Linked DNA regions of Homo sapiens: all the other regions are linked to region 4. Evidence: chromatin loops called from intact Hi-C (ENCODE). Cell type or tissue: heart right ventricle. All regions are shown on one strand. Each heading gives the region's core, and the rest is flanking DNA. Links, peaks and the distances in the headings are about the cores only. Region 1 has its middle 9.8 kb from the start of TCEAL8. Region 2 holds the start of TCEAL8 (transcription elongation factor A like 8). Region 3 overlaps LL0XNC01-250H12.3 (a long non-coding RNA gene). Region 4 holds the start of TCEAL7 (transcription elongation factor A like 7).

Region 1 (3,777 bases), core at 495-2,994, 65 kb after region 4:
AGCTCAACAGCCAGGTGTGTCCAGGGAAAGAGGTGGTGAAAGACAAAATTGCAAAAACCCAGATTGACTGTGGACAAACTCAAGGCTGTGCCCTATGAAGAGTGATGTAAGAGGCTTTACACAGCAGGGGTGTGGGGGAAAATATATTCTATAAATACATACTTGCTTTCTTTTCTTTTTTCATCTTCCATACAAGACAAAATTATATAAAGTAATAATGATGACAATGGTTGGATTTATAACATTTATACATTATAACATTTATAGACATAATATGAAAACAATAATATCACAAAAAGTGGGAAATGGGAATAGAGCTATATAGAAGTGAGGTTTCTATATCTCACTAGAATTAATTAGTATCAATCTGAAGTAGATTCTCATAAGTTAATATGTATATGCCAAATCCTAGGGAAACCACTAAAAAAAATTCCAAAAAATATAATGAAAAAATTATTAAAGAAATTAAAATGCTTCCTCAAAACATATTCACTTAATGCAAGAAAAAAGCAAAAGAGGAACAAGAAAGACAGAAGATATATGACAGACAAAAGGTAAGTTGGCAGACATAAATCCAATTGTATCAATAATAACATTAAATGTGAAGGATTAAACAATTCAAACAAGAGGCAGAGATTGTCAGACTGGATTTTTAAAAAGATCCAACTATATGCTGTCTACAGAAGACACACTTTAGATTTAAAGACACAAGTAGGTTGAAAATAAAAGGATATATATACACACACACACACATATATATACACACACACACATACGTACATACTGTAAACAACAAAAATAAAGCTGGAGTAGATACACTATTATCTGACAAAATGGAATTTAAAATAAAAAATATTACTAGAGGTAAAGCATGGTATTTTATAGTGATAAGATGTATTTCATCAGAAATACGATGCAATCCATCAGAAAGATGCAAAAGTATTACACATATATGCAATTAGCAACTGTGTCCCAAAATGAATGAAGCAAAAAGTGACAGAATTTACAGAAAAAATAGACAATTTATCCTTAATAATTGGAGAGTTCAGTATTCTACTTTGAATAATGAATAGAAAAACTAAGCACAAGATTAAAAATAAAATTTGAACACTGAAAAAATACTGTAAGCTAACTATATCAATAGAATAAAAACAATCCACACTGTTCTCCAAAAATGCAGAAAATAGTTCAACAAAATCCAACACCTGATTGCAACAACCATGCAACAAATTATGAATAGAAGAAAAGTTTCTCAACTTGATTAAGGGCATCTAAAAAATCCCACTACTAATATCATACTTAGTGGTGAAACATTGGATGTTTCCCCCTAAAATATGGAAAAAGACAAGAATATCTGCTCTTACGACTTTTCAACATCATACTGGAGGTTCTAGACAGGGCAATTAGGCAAGAAATGGAAAGAAAAAGCAATCAGATAGGAAAAGAAGAAGAAAACATTTCTATTTGGAGATAACATGATCTTGTATTAATATTTAGAAGACAGTAAGGAGTAAACTAATAAACTATTAAAATTAATATACACGTTTAGCATGTTGTAGCATACAAAGTCAACACACAGAAACCAATTGTGTTTGTATATGGAATCAATAATTGGACTGAAAATGCAATTAAGAATACAATTCAATTTACCATAGCATCAAAAAGAATGAAATACTTAGGTATAAAATTCATAAAAGAAGTGCAAAATTTGTAACCTGAAAACTACAAAACACTGTTGAAAGAAATTAAAGATCTAAATAAAAGGAAAGGCAACTTATGTTTAAGGATGGGAAGACTTAATATTTTTAAAATACTAATACTTTCCATTGATCTACAGATTACATTCTATTCCATTGATCTAAGTGTCCATCCTTATGCCAGTACTGCATTGTCTTGATTATTGTGCTTTGTAGTAAGTTTGAAATCAGAAGTGTGACTCCTTCCAACTTTGCTGCTTTGTTTCTTCTTGTTTTGTTTATTTTGAAAACTTTTTGATATTGAGGGTTCCTTGCAATGGCATATGAATTTTAGAATTAGCATGTCAAATTCTTTAAAAAAAATTCCAGCTGGGATTCTGATAGGGACTGCATTGAACCTATAGATCCATAAATTTAGTGTATTCCTTATTATTATCTATATACAAGACCATATAATTTCCAAACAGACATCATTTTTCTCCTTTCTTTCCCATCTGGAATTTTTTTAATTTCCCACTACTTTTATTTAGTACAGTAGTAGAAGTCCTAGTCCATGAAGTAAGGCAAGAAAAAACAAATAAAAAACATACAAATGGGAAAAGAAGAAATAAAACTGGGTTCACAGACATGATTATCTATGCAGAAAATCCTAAAGAATTCTTGAAAGAGTCTAGAACTCTTAGGTGAGTTTAGCAAGGTTACAGGATATAAGGTCAACCTGTCAATTTTATCCCTATATACAAAAAATGAAAAATTAGAATTTAAAAAATTTTAAATGCCATTTACAATAGCACCAAAAAATGGATCACTTAAGTGTAAATCTAACTTAGTGTGTGCAGGACCTGTTTACTGAAAACAATAAAACACTGATAAAAAGAAATTAAAGAAGACATTTTAAGATGGAAACATTCTGTGTTTATAGATTGGAGGAGTCAGCATTATTAAGAAGTCAGTACTTCTCAATTTGGTGTATATCCCAATGAAAATCAGAGCAAGAATTTAAAAATTTTTTTAATTTTTATTTATTTTATTTTATTGTATTTTACTTTAAATTCCAGGATACATGTTCAGAAGGTGCAGGTTTTTTACATAGGTATACATGTGCCATGGTGGTCTGCACCACCTATCAACATACTTCATTTAGGTTTTCAAGCCCCGCATGCATTAGCTATTTGCCCTAATGATCTCCCTCCCCTTGCCCCCACCCTACAATTGGCCCCAGTGTGTGTTGTTCCCCTCCCTGTGTCCATGTGTTCTAGTTGTTCAACTCCCACTTATGAGTGAGAGCATGTGGTGTTTGGTTTTCTGTTCCTGTGTTAGTTTGCTGAGGATGATGGCTTCCAGCTTCATCCATGTCCCTGCAAAGGACATGATTTCATTCTTTTTTATGGCTGCATAGTATTCCATGGTGTATATGCACCACATTTTCTTTATCCAGTCTATCACGGTGAGTAGTTGGGTTGGTTCCATGTATTTGCTATTGTAAATAGTGCTGCAATGAACATACGTGTGCATGTGTCTTTATAGTAGAATGATTTATATTTCTTTGGGTATATACTCAGTAATGGAATTAGAGCAAGCATTTTTGTAGATATCAACAAGCTAGTTGCAAAATTGAAATGAAATGTCAAAGGAAATAGAATAACCAAAACATACAGAAAAAGAAGGACAAAATTGGAGGACACACACTAACCAATTTCAATACTTTTTATAAAGCTACATTAAGCAAGATGGTTTGGTAACAGAAAAATAGTAGGTACATAGATCAATGAAACAAGACAGCTCAGAAATAAACCCACACAAATATAGTCTACTAATATTTGACAAATGCACAAGGGTAATTCAAGGAAGAAAGAATTGTCTTTTCAACAAATGACACTGAAACAACTAAACATCTATCTGCAAAAAATGAACCTTATCTCATACATAATATCTTGCACAAAAATTAAATCAAATATATCAAAGACCTAAATGTAAAATGTAAAATTATAACATGTCTAGAAGAAAATATTGGAGAAAATCTATATGATCTTAGGTGTGGTGATGAGTTTTTAGATATAATACCAAAAGCTAACAACTT
Region 2 (3,777 bases), core at 805-3,304, 75 kb after region 4:
CTTAGAGCTGGGAATAACTCAAATGTCCTTCAGCAGGTGAATGAATAAGCAAACTGTGGAATAGCTAAATAACAGAATACTACTCAGCAAAAAAGAGAATAAACTATTGATACATGCAACAACTCAAATGGATGTCCAGGGCATTATGCTGAGTGAAAGAAGCCAGTCCCAAAAGAAGCCAGTGCACAAAAATTGAAAAATGAAATCATTTACATAATATTCTGAATAAGACAAAAGTGTAGTAATGGGGAATATATTAGTGGTTGCCAGAGTTTAGGGAAGGCAGTCAAATAGGACTACAAGAGACAGCATGCAGGAGTTTCTGGGGGTGATTGAACTGTATTCTGATTGCAGTGGTGGTTAAACAAATCTATACATTGGTTAAACTTCATAGAAGTGTACACACACACAAAGTCCATTTTGCTGCTGATGATTTTTCTTTTAAAAGATCAGAGTTGTTCCTCACTAAATGGTTACATTTAAAAGAGTGGAAACATTTGGTGATAGGCAATGATTAAATCTTTATAATTTGCTAGTTATATTTATATTAAAAGCTCTCTCTCAAACAATAGAACATTTATCCCTCAAGTGTGGAAGAAATTTGTCATGCTTCAACTATAAATCATTAAGTCCAAAAAATATTTATTTTTTCCAAACCTTCTTTTCTCTTCTCTGGTGGGTGTTCTTGTTGGCTAAGGCATCCTGCTGTGACCACCCTAGACAAAAGACCCCCTCTGTCTTCTTCTGACTCTCCAGCTGGCTCCATTGGCCAGAATGCCACTCCAGGCACCACCATCCTTCCAAGTACCAGTGGATTCTGAGTTGCAGGGATATCAGTTTCCTGTTTAATATTATTTTTTACAGCAATGTTGTTCTCTTTGCTTTCTAATCATAACAATTATGCATGTCAATAGTTCTTTTAATGGGACACAGTGGATGATACCAGACTATCTCAAGAGTGCCATGAATGAAAATGCCATGCAAAGAAGCCTCAAGCCTGATGGTGAGATACAGAGAATTCTCTTTTCTGAGTGTTTCATGAGTGTATGAGTTATTTCCCAACAACGAAATGTTTTCCAAGAAACATACTACTTTGAGTTCCAAAAGAATTTTACTCAGTGGAAAGCAGGCTTTTCTGTGGACTTATCTGATTAACAAGATACTGAATCCTATAGAGGAAATGGGGAGGAAGTCTGTCTGAAGCCTCCAAGTGAAACCTTAGTGGATGCCACCAGTGGTCATCAATGAAAAAGATCAGACATCCAACACTTGATAACTTGAGTTCTGCCAGAAATAGAAAGAGTAGTAGATTACCTATACAAAATTGCTAACAAGAGAAAACTAGGCCTCCTTCCACACATTAATTTGGGAGTCAATTTTTTAAGTGCTGTTTGGTAAGATTTTAAAAAATTCTAACACATCAATATGTTGTGAATATTGTCATTTCATTTCCAGCCATTAGAAAACTTTTCCAAAGTCTTACACATTGATATAACTAATTTGTCCTTCATATTAAGTGTTACATATTGCTTATGAGGCATCCGTTTTCTGATACCATTTTTAAAAGTATGCTGATTGCTGAAAACATAGAACACAACAGAAAACTATTCAAGAGGATTAGTCAAATCCTCCACTTTCAACCTTAGATTCTTTTCCAGCCCCCTCTTCCCGATCTACCACCTTTGCCCATTTCAATGCTGGATAGGATTCCAGGGGAAATGGTGGACTGTAGGGGTCTTGGAGGAGGGGAGGTGGGAGTATTGGGAGCAGAAGAAAGAGATGATTCCTCAAAGAAGGAGAAATGGTCGATTACCCCTAAAAGGCTGATCCTCCTGGTAATCTGAGAAAGGCGAATAAATACTCCAGGGCGAAGATAACAGTTTATTGTCTCCGATTGGCAAATACGAAAAAAGATTGACAGTATCAAGTGGAGGGAACGCAGCGGGCGGGCTGCAGTGTTAATGGGAGGGGTAACTGGGGACTCGAGCTCAGTGATGACGCGACTCTCACGTGACCAGGAGTCGACGTGTGCAGAAGTCCTTATAGTCCAGGGCCTGTTTCCCTGTAGCAGCTCCTTATTGCTGGAGAAGGAGAAAAGTGCCCAAGATCCTTTCAGGTTAGTATAAACGTGGGCGCTGACTTGGAGACCCTGGGGTCGAGGAGGCCGAGAGCAGAAAGCAAGCGGGGCCGGCACTGCTTTCCCCACTTCTGTTCCGCCAAACTCCCATTTTGTGCAGGAAATTTGGGGCTGTTTGGTGGGGGATGGCGGGTGGAGAGAGAGAAGGGTAGCTAATTAAGGGTCCTGAGAGAGAGACATAGAAACTGTTTGGAAGAAACTTGCTTTTCCTACTCCCTGCTTGCAGAAAAACGGTGGGCACGGAGGAGGGCGGGGTTGCCATAAAAGGAGGGCGAGGATGAGGACATGGGAAACTTTACACCAACATGGCCTAGAATCATGAAAGGGACCCGTGATCCAGGTACTAGTCTGCTCACCAAACACTCCCATCTGTCTGCAGGATATTTGGTTTTTTGGGCGCGACACAAATCGAGGTGAGGGAAGAGAGAGGAAAATCCCCTGAATCCCTGCAGGTCAGTTTTTGTAAAGGTGCAATTGCTTCAGGTCTCTTCGGGTGGGGGTGGAAGTGTGAGTGACACCAAAGCACATCCTGGGGTCGCAGCAGCCCCTCCCCATCCGGATTAAGTGCCAGAGGCCGGTGCCGAGCCTGCAGCGGAAATGAGGCGGGGGAGGAGGAGGCTTAAGAGACGCTGAAGGGGGAGGGGAGGCCAGAGACTGGACCAGCCGTCTCAGGTGAGAGGCTGGAGGTTGAGAGGGCCTGGGAAAGTCTGAAGGGCGGGAGTGTTGGAGACCAGAGGCGGGAGAAGGGTTAATTGCTTCCGTACTGCTCCCATTTCAGTATTAGGAGAGGCTTGTAGCAGGGCCTGCTGGGAAGATGGTGGGCAGGAGCAGGAGGAGAAAGATGGAGCTGGAACGAAAGGGGGCGCGAAGGGAGGTGGAGTCAGGGGAGTTCTGAGCCTGAGGATCCAGCTTTCTCTAGTTGGAAAACTTTTGACAATTAGGGTACTGAGTCAAAAAAGGCCAGTCGCTATGGGACCCCATACTCTGACTGCTGGTCTGTTTGCCTGGAATCTAGTAGTTTTGTTTCCTTGTTTTCTAGGATTAATTTATTCAAAAAGGAAATAAAAAATACTCAATATGCAAAAGTCTTGTGAAGAAAATGAGGGAAAACCACAGAACATGCCAAAGGCCGAGGAAGATCGCCCTTTGGAGGATGTACCACAGGAGGCAGAAGGAAATCCTCAACCTTCCGAAGAAGGCGTAAGCCAGGAAGCAGAAGGAAACCCCAGAGGAGGGCCGAATCAGCCTGGCCAGGGATTTAAAGAGGACACACCCGTTAGGCATTTGGACCCTGAAGAAATGATAAGAGGAGTAGATGAGCTTGAAAGGCTTAGGGAAGAGATAAGAAGAGTAAGAAACAAGTTTGTGATGATGCATTGGAAGCAAAGACATTCACGCAGCCGTCCTTATCCTGTGTGCTTTAGGCCTTGAATTCATTTTTGCCTAATATTAAAATCTGGCCCCAGCTTTCTTTCTGTTAGCATTTTCTGATGTATCTTTGACCTCCATTTTACTTTTAATCATCTGATGAAATTTTGTTTTAGGTAATTTCCTTGGTACCAGCATCTCATTGGATTTTGGATTTTGACCCATTTTCCAGGTCTATTTTTCAATTGGAAACTTTCACACATTTGCATGGG
Region 3 (3,777 bases), core at 794-3,293, 130 kb before region 4:
ACTGGAAACAACTCAAGTGTTCACCAATTGATGAGTGGATAAAAAAATGTGGTATATCAATAAAAAGGAATAAAGTACTGATACATGCTACAAAATAGATAAACCTTAAAAACATTATGTGAAGTGAAAGAAGCCAGACACAAAAGATGAATATTGCATGATTCCACTTCTATGAGATGTCCAGAATAGGTAAATCCACAGAAACACAAAGCATACCTGTGATTCCTGGAGCTGGGGGTGAAAGCAGGGATTAACTGCGTTCAAGTATGATGGGACATTTTATAGTGATGGAAACCTCCAAAACTCAACTACGGTGATGGTTGCACAACTTTTGTTTACTGAAAATCATCAAGTTGTATCCTTAAAACTGCGAATTTCATTGTCTGTAATTATATTGCAAGAAAGCCTTCTGTTGTACCTCAGTAATGACCAAACTTTTTCATATGAAGGCCTTGATGCCCATGTTTTCTATACCCATGAATATATATAAAACCGTAGCTGTATCCCAGCCCTGCTGACTGTGTCCTAAGTAACTCCAAGCAATGGCAGTCTCTCCCTGCCCCACCACCACCACCCCTCACGCTGACTCGGGCTTTGCTTGTATGAAAAATTCGAGTTGCACCTGATCACTTCCACATCTTCTAACTGTGGAAGAAACTGGAGAGTGGGTCCACAACAGCATCCAGGGCCTCCACTCTAACATGACATCAGCATTATTATTTTTTACTCCTCTTGGGATTTTCTCCTGTGACTCCACCTGAGGAATCTAAATGGCATTACCTCTCTGGGTGTCAGTATTGCAATACTTATCAAAGGGCTACATAGGTGCACACCCTTTGCACCAACAATTTACCTTTTAGAAGTTTATCTTCAGGACATTGTGAAGGATGCTGATAAGCATCTGGTTATAAGTACTGTCATTCTGAAAATTCCCTTCCTTTATTTCTGGGCCTGAATTTAGGAAGAAAGACCAACCGGTACACCAAATTATGAAGGGGCAGAAGGAAGCAGAGGGAAATGCTGTGCACACACACAAGCAGTGACAAATACACACACATGTACAGCAACCAGGTTCTGTTATTAGTACTGTAATAACCTCCAAGACAGTTAGTAAGGCTCTAAGAGGACCCATTTGGCTCACCAGTGTAAACAGCTACAGGAACTGTGCCCTTCAGCCATGCACAGACTCTGAAAAGATGTCTTCCACACAGTGTAGATAACAGGGAATATCAGAACACTCTGACTAACACAGGTTTGAGAAAACTGATGTCATATCCATAGGATGGAATTCTAGAATTCAGCAAAACAAGTTTTAATGAAGATAACGATGAGAGGTGATTTGTTGCCTGTAAGATTAGCAATGATTCACATTATTTCTAATGTGTGAAGACACAAGGTCCTTACATACTGTTATGTAAGGAATATAAGTTAGAAATAGTATTTGGATTTCACTATGTTAATATAAAATTTTACAGTTCCCAGGGTTTTGAAAGACCACTTCCAGGAACTTTTTTTTTTTTGACAGAAATGCTTACAAATATATTTGCATATATATGAGGAGGATATTAAGTATACTATTGTTTGTAACAGGAAAAAATGTTAAAGCAACTACATTTTTATGACTGGGATACTAATTAAATGAATTTTTGGGGCACCCACATGATGAACCACCTGGTTGATAAAAAAAAGAGACTACAATTATTTTTGGAAGGAAATTTAAAACATTATTATGGAAACGCATGTGTATGCAAAGATGATCACAATGAGGGCAAATGTGGGTCACAAAGATCACTTAGTGGCCAAGATGCATTTTTGCTTATATAGGTCTATAGCTATTTATCCAGAGGTTTGAAAGCATAAACACAGAAATGATCATTTTGTGCTTTCACATAGCACATAAAGAGGCTACACTTTCTGTCTGGTGGCCGTCAGTATCCCTGTACAGTGGGAATGCCCATTTTTCTACTCACACTTCCAGAAAACTCTGTAGGGTGTGCATGGGCCACAGCACCTCCCTCCCACCTTCCTGCTCAGCGATGTTCAAGCTGCTGCAGTTCAGGCTTCTGTCATGAGGGGGCATCACTGTACCACTATTATCAAACTTCTCTACAAAGTGTAAGCAAGGAGCAGAAAAATACGGTATCCTCCCCTAAAACCCAGTCTATGAAAGGAACTGCAGAATGATTCTGTCTGGAAAAAAAAAACAACCCTGACAGGTGTAAAAAAGAGTGTAAAAACATACTGTGGGACATCCATAGGATGAAACACCAGGTAGGTCTGATGTGCCTTGGCTGTTGCTGGGAGGCAGGATTGGGGGAGCCCAGGGCAGCAGGAAGTGACTGAAAGGATGAGGCGCTGGAGTGGGGTCTGGGCAGATGTGTCCACAATGTCTTGGAGAGGGGGGTCAGTGGGAGGGAGTGGGAGAGAGTCTGAGAAGCCTGTACAGGGTTGGAGTGATGGGTGGTGAACACCCTGCTCTCCAGGAGGGACCCCCCCCTACAGCGTGGACACCTCAACCTACGCTAATGAAGGAAAAAATAAATTACTGAATGCGCTGTAGATTTGGAATCAACAGCAAATTGGCCTGCTTTAATATACAAATGGGTATTCCGAACTATTGGTATCACAGTAAAGAAAAGTTTCATAACATTACTTACTCTGCGAAATTTACCCCTTTTCATTAAGAAAGAGCAAGGAACGTGGAGATAGCTGTAATGCCTCTTGGTGGCCAGAGTCAGGATTGCAACTCTGAGTGTAGACCAGGGGACTCAGCAGCGGGCAGGGAGGGATGAAAGTTGGGAGCTTGATTAATGGGATCAGACATGGTTTTCTGGAACTTTTCACTTACATCCAGCTATCCTTCTGTATCCATCATTTTTTCTGGAATATTAACAGAAGCACTTTTTGTGGGATATCTAAATCTGAGATCAGAAGCCAGTCCTGGTCTGAACTGAAGATAATACTGCAACTGTGAGCTGTACTTGAGGTGGTGGAGCTAGACTAGCTAGAAACACACACACACACACACACACACACACACACACACACACACACACTCCATTCATTTTTTAAAATCTGCTTTGTTTCCCCATAAAATTGGCTACAATGAATGCTTTTCCAAAGCAAAAAAAATATATATATATATATGGAATATATGTGCACATTACTTTTGTCAATCTGATGATAAGTATTTTGTTTTCAATTTTTATTAAAATACTTTTTCCCCCCGAATACAAAATTTCAAACACTATGCAAAAGCACTTCAATACATTTAAATCATCCTGCATCTCTCACTGACCCTACTCCTACCCCCTGGCCCCAAGGGGTCTGTTGTCCCTTAGGATAATGCACGCTCTCCAGACGCATCCCTGTAGGTGACGTGCACACGAACATGTTCGACCCCCAACACACATCATAGTCCTCTCCAAAAGTGCAATCACAGTCCTCATCTTCTTTGACAACCTATCTTTTCCACTTAAGATACCCCTCCCTCTCCCTCCTCCTTCTTCCTCTTCCTCTTCTTCTTCCTCTCTCTCTCTCTCTCCTCTTTTCCCTTCAAAGTTAAAGCTCTAAAAATAGTTTTCTGCATTCCTTGTTAACATTCTTTATTCGCCACTAACCCCCTATCCCACTGCACTATGACTTCCATTGCCAGGATTGTAATGAATGTGATCTTACCAAGGTCACCATTCACCTTTTTGTTACTAGGGCCAGTGTTTGTATACATCTATTAACATACTAAGTATTACTTTAAATGCATTCCTAAAACATGCACGC
Region 4 (3,777 bases), core at 885-3,384:
GATAGGGAAGCCCCCACCTCTGCCTACTGGACTTGTTCCGGAGTACAAGTTGAATCATGCCAGGCCCTCTCTGAAGTTATTGGTGTATTCTATAGTGGGTTGGGATTCTGTATGCACAGTGGGGAACAAGATCCCACTGAGCACAGCTGGTTACTGCCTCATTTCCTTCCCACAGCAGCCCTGTGAGGCAAATATTTTCCCTATGAAAAGACTGAGTCTTAAACGTGTGTATCTGTAATAATTACCAGTTTATTACTCTGGCTAAGAGATCCAGAGGTAATTGGAGGTTTACATTTCATTTTTACGCTTCTGTTATTGAGAGTTTATTAAGTGTTTCATTGCCTTCCAAAGGCGATTGACAAGTTCTTTTACTGTCTACTTTAGGGTTTTTTGTGACACAAGTAATATACACACATAAACATATATTCATTTTTTGGCAAGTGAGAAGATGCAGATAGGCAAAAAGAAAAAAAAAGAGATCACACAGAGATTCACTGTTAACCTTTGGTGTATAATAAAATCAGACACTTTCCTTTGCATTATGTCACATAGAAATGTACAAATAAAGTGTACATATATACACACATATATGTATACACTGTTTTGCAACTCGTTATTTTCACTTTGCAATATACAATGAGCATTTTTCCATGCAAATGAATGAGACCTCTTATTAAATGAATAAGATTGGGTCAAAAGATGAGATGTTGACAAGAGTCATATGTAAATCTCAGCAACATCGAATGACTGGAGTAAAACGATAGCAAATATTTATCAAGAAAGTGCAGACAAACAGAAAGCAGTGGCAACATTAATAACAGAAAATAATTGAATTGTCAGAGAAATTAATTAAATGGGATAAGGACGGTCCCGAGAATGCCTATGGTTAGAATGCAGAGCCCTAAATTTCTTTCTCAGACCCCTTATCTCTTCCAAACACCTTTCCATCTCATCTCCCTCCCTTGTCATTTCTTCATCTTTAAAATGCCTATAGTCTATGTCCTCTTTAAATTCTTCGAGAGACTGAAGCAGCCTCTGTCTAAAATTCCCTTCTGTTTGCTGGCGTTCAAATTCTCCATACGGGCGTTTTTCCTCCCTCTTTGGCACGCTGCACTTTGGCTTTCCTTCGTTTTCTTTGCAGGGTTTTTGCATGATGTTGTTGTTGTTTCCTGCTTAACTCTAGGGAGAAAATGTAAAGACAAATTGCTTCATTACTTTTGAATCACGATTGTCAGTTTCTCTCTGAGGCAAGATACTTTCCCATCTCTGCCCCACAGGTCCAGACCTCATAAGTCTGCGGCAGTTCCCTCCACCCTCTCATCTCCCCCTTTTCTCCCCTCCCACCTCAGGAACCCACCGTTTCCCCAGCAGACAAAGCTAATGGCCTCTCCAATAGGCAGGAGAGGCGGAGCAGAAAAGGAGATGGACTGCGAAGCCGCAAATTTCGCCTAGCTTTTGCCCCTTCCCGACTCCTATCCTCAGAGATCTCAGTCTAAGTGCCTCTCTCATACTGACCTGTGCGGGGTAGTTTCCTGCTCCTTTTCTTCCCCCAGATGTCTGTGAACACAGATCCTGGGACCTCCAAACAAAAAGGAAGGGGCGGGGAGGAAGGAGCTATCTGTGGATCAACCAGCTCCAGAGACAAGACAGACGTTATTATTTTGAACCTGGGATTCTCATCATCACCGTCATCGCCCCCCGGATTTCTACCTCCTGGCCCCTCCTTCCTGTCTGTATCCTTTCCTTCAGGATTTCCGTTTCCACTCCCCACTCCTCACCCTCAGGCCTGGGCCTTGCAAGGCCCGCGTCTCCCTCCTTCGCCCCGTCCCGCGCCCCACCCCACCACCACAGGCCGGCATTGAGTGAGGTGAACTATTTTCAAATGATCTCTAAATTTCTGTTGTCTCCATCCCGGGATTTCAGCCTTTCTCCACACACCAACACATACCCCAGGCCTAAAATTTTCTCTTAACAAAATTGGAGAAAGATGAGGAGAAGGATAAAAAGAAAGCATGCCAGGGTGAGAGAAGCCGATTATTTCAAAGCTGTCACTAAATCTCTAGGTGTCTCTCAAAAGATTTCGACCTACCCCCTTGCTTCCCCCTGCAAAAGATACAATTATCTCCGACGATTTTGCAGCGGTTTTGGGAAAGCAAGTCTGGACCTATTCCAGTCATTAGATTCACCCACTACTGACCCCGGGGGTCCAGTGGTTCCTTCACTCCAACCTGCTGGGATTTAAGGAATTTACCTCTTCCTTCCCTTGGCCACAAGCACGCACGGCACGCTTGTCTGCAGGGCAGTAAGGAGCTGGTACCCAGAGGAGAAAGAAGCCCGGGAATATAAGGACTTCGGTTCACGTCAGCTCCTGATCACGTGAGGATTATGTCATCCCCCATCTCTGGTCCCCACTTTCCCCTCCCACCAGCAGCGCTGCAGAAGTGGACCGGCTTACCAACCTCCCACCCCACACCACACCAGGCCCTGTCACTCATTTTTGTCTTTGCTAATTCCAGAGGTCAAAAGTGGCGCCTTCTCCCTGTGGTCAGAATTTGCCTTTCTCTGATTACCAGGGAGGGGCTGCATTTTCCCAAAGTTATATTAACCATTGTTACTTTTTTTGTGGTTGTGCTGAGAGGGAGGATTACTTATCCTTTTCTAAGCTACAAGAAAAGAAAAGTGGCAGTCTCCTCCATCCAATCGCCTCTCAGCCACTAATAGCCATCATTTCCCTTGGAGTCCAATCCTTGAAACCAGATTGGAGGGAATGGGGTGAATTAGGAAAGGAGGTAATGATTTGGATTGTGCTTCTTACTTTTGTTTTGATAATTTCTTATTCTTTTCCAATTTTTCCATAAACTTATTATATACTTTTAATAATCAGAAATATGATAAAGATATGTACATTTGGAAAAAGATTCCAGATAGGAGGATAAAAAGGCCAGCCACCTGTTTCTGCTGCTGAAGTCATAATATAAATATAGACCCTTTAGGCAGACATATTTTTTGAAGTTTAAGATGTACAGGTCAGTTGGAACCTACTCTTTTGAGGGGCTCCCGGGCATGTGAGGTCCTTCCATTAGGTGAGTCACTGAGACCATAATCCTACAGCACCTTGCCCTTAGATTTCCAGATCGCAACTGTAAGTCACAAATTTTAACTAGTTTGAGCTCAGTATCATGCCCTCTTTCTTCCAGTTTATACCATACACATAACCCTTTTTTCTTCAATACTGTACCCCTAATATCCCAACTTTTTTCAACACTCTCATTCAGAAAAGAATAGTTTTTCATTTTCCCTAGACATCTCCATCCTATTTATGTTTTCCATGACCTTATTTAGCCATACTGATGTATTGAAAGCTACTTGTAGTACTAACAAAAATTAGTCACATTTAGCCACCCAACACACTAAACTTTTTGTTGCTAAGGATTTGGGTACTTGTCTAAGTAGATTTGCTCTTGATTTGTTAGCTTGAAATATATGCAATAGAAAGGGAGATGTGTAAACTTCTCATAAGTTGTTTTTAGGAAGATTGCAGCTCATTATGAATATAAAGTTACCACTAATCAGTTTGATATAAATGACTCCAGAAAAAAGTTCAGTGGTCAGAAAAAAGTCTTAAAAACAGTAGAGCATCATTGTCACAGTTATTAAGGAATGACTAGTTGTGATAGAGGCAAAAAATTCGTTTGTGGGGAGAAAAATTCCTGAATCCTCTGTGAACAGCTTTTCATGCAGATGGTTAGACTCAGAGTTATAAAATGGCTGAAGGAT

Evidence for each region. Hi-C counts contacts between places; a loop is a spot of excess contacts. Peaks named below come from ENCODE experiments on the same cell type or tissue, not always from the same donor. Only the 100,000 strongest peaks of a DNase experiment are listed, where the experiment ranks them.
Region 1: a loop joins it to region 4, with 4 times the contacts of the local background. A loop is called at or near these places in 11 of 110 quality-filtered maps.
Region 2: a loop joins it to region 4, with 2.3 times the contacts of the local background. A loop is called at or near these places in 5 of 110 quality-filtered maps.
Region 3: it touches region 4 in a loop (6-fold over the local background); 96 of 110 quality-filtered maps call a loop at or near these places.

Annotation. Positions count from the first base shown.
Region 1 is chrX:103,263,105-103,266,881 of GRCh38, reverse strand. No RefSeq gene overlaps it. Among named protein-coding and RNA genes, the nearest start is that of TCEAL8, 9.8 kb to the right of the region's middle. In heart right ventricle, for the core only: no CTCF peak of the experiment used is centred there; no DNase peak of the experiment used is centred there.
Region 2 is chrX:103,253,417-103,257,193 of GRCh38, reverse strand. TCEAL8 (transcription elongation factor A like 8) reads left to right here and starts at 2,039. Exons shown (of 3, transcript NM_153333.3): 1 at 2,039-2,116; 2 at 2,517-2,589; 3 at 3,177-3,777. The coding sequence starts at 3,215. The coding sequence ends at 3,568. RefSeq lists an enhancer at 2,053-2,102. In heart right ventricle, for the core only: no CTCF peak of the experiment used is centred there; DNase peaks (open chromatin) are centred at 2,003 and 2,813; H3K4me3 peaks cover 1,817 bases; H3K27ac peaks cover 1,856 bases.
Region 3 is chrX:103,463,232-103,467,008 of GRCh38, reverse strand. The region is part of intron 4 of LL0XNC01-250H12.3 (a long non-coding RNA gene); the gene reads right to left. Among named protein-coding and RNA genes, the nearest start is that of RAB40A, 54 kb to the left of the region's middle. RefSeq lists enhancers at 1,956-2,025, 2,226-2,375. In heart right ventricle, for the core only: CTCF peaks have their summits at 2,067 and 2,753; DNase peaks (open chromatin) are centred at 2,038 and 2,749; H3K4me3 peaks cover 732 bases.
Region 4 is chrX:103,328,779-103,332,555 of GRCh38, reverse strand. It overlaps TCEAL7 (transcription elongation factor A like 7), which reads right to left and starts at 2,317. Exons shown (of 3, transcript NM_152278.5): 1 at 2,252-2,317; 2 at 1,516-1,633; 3 at 230-1,179. The coding sequence starts at 1,152. The coding sequence ends at 850. RefSeq lists an enhancer at 1,302-1,801. In heart right ventricle, for the core only: no CTCF peak of the experiment used is centred there; a DNase peak (open chromatin) is centred at 2,405; H3K4me3 peaks cover 1,561 bases; H3K27ac peaks cover 577 bases.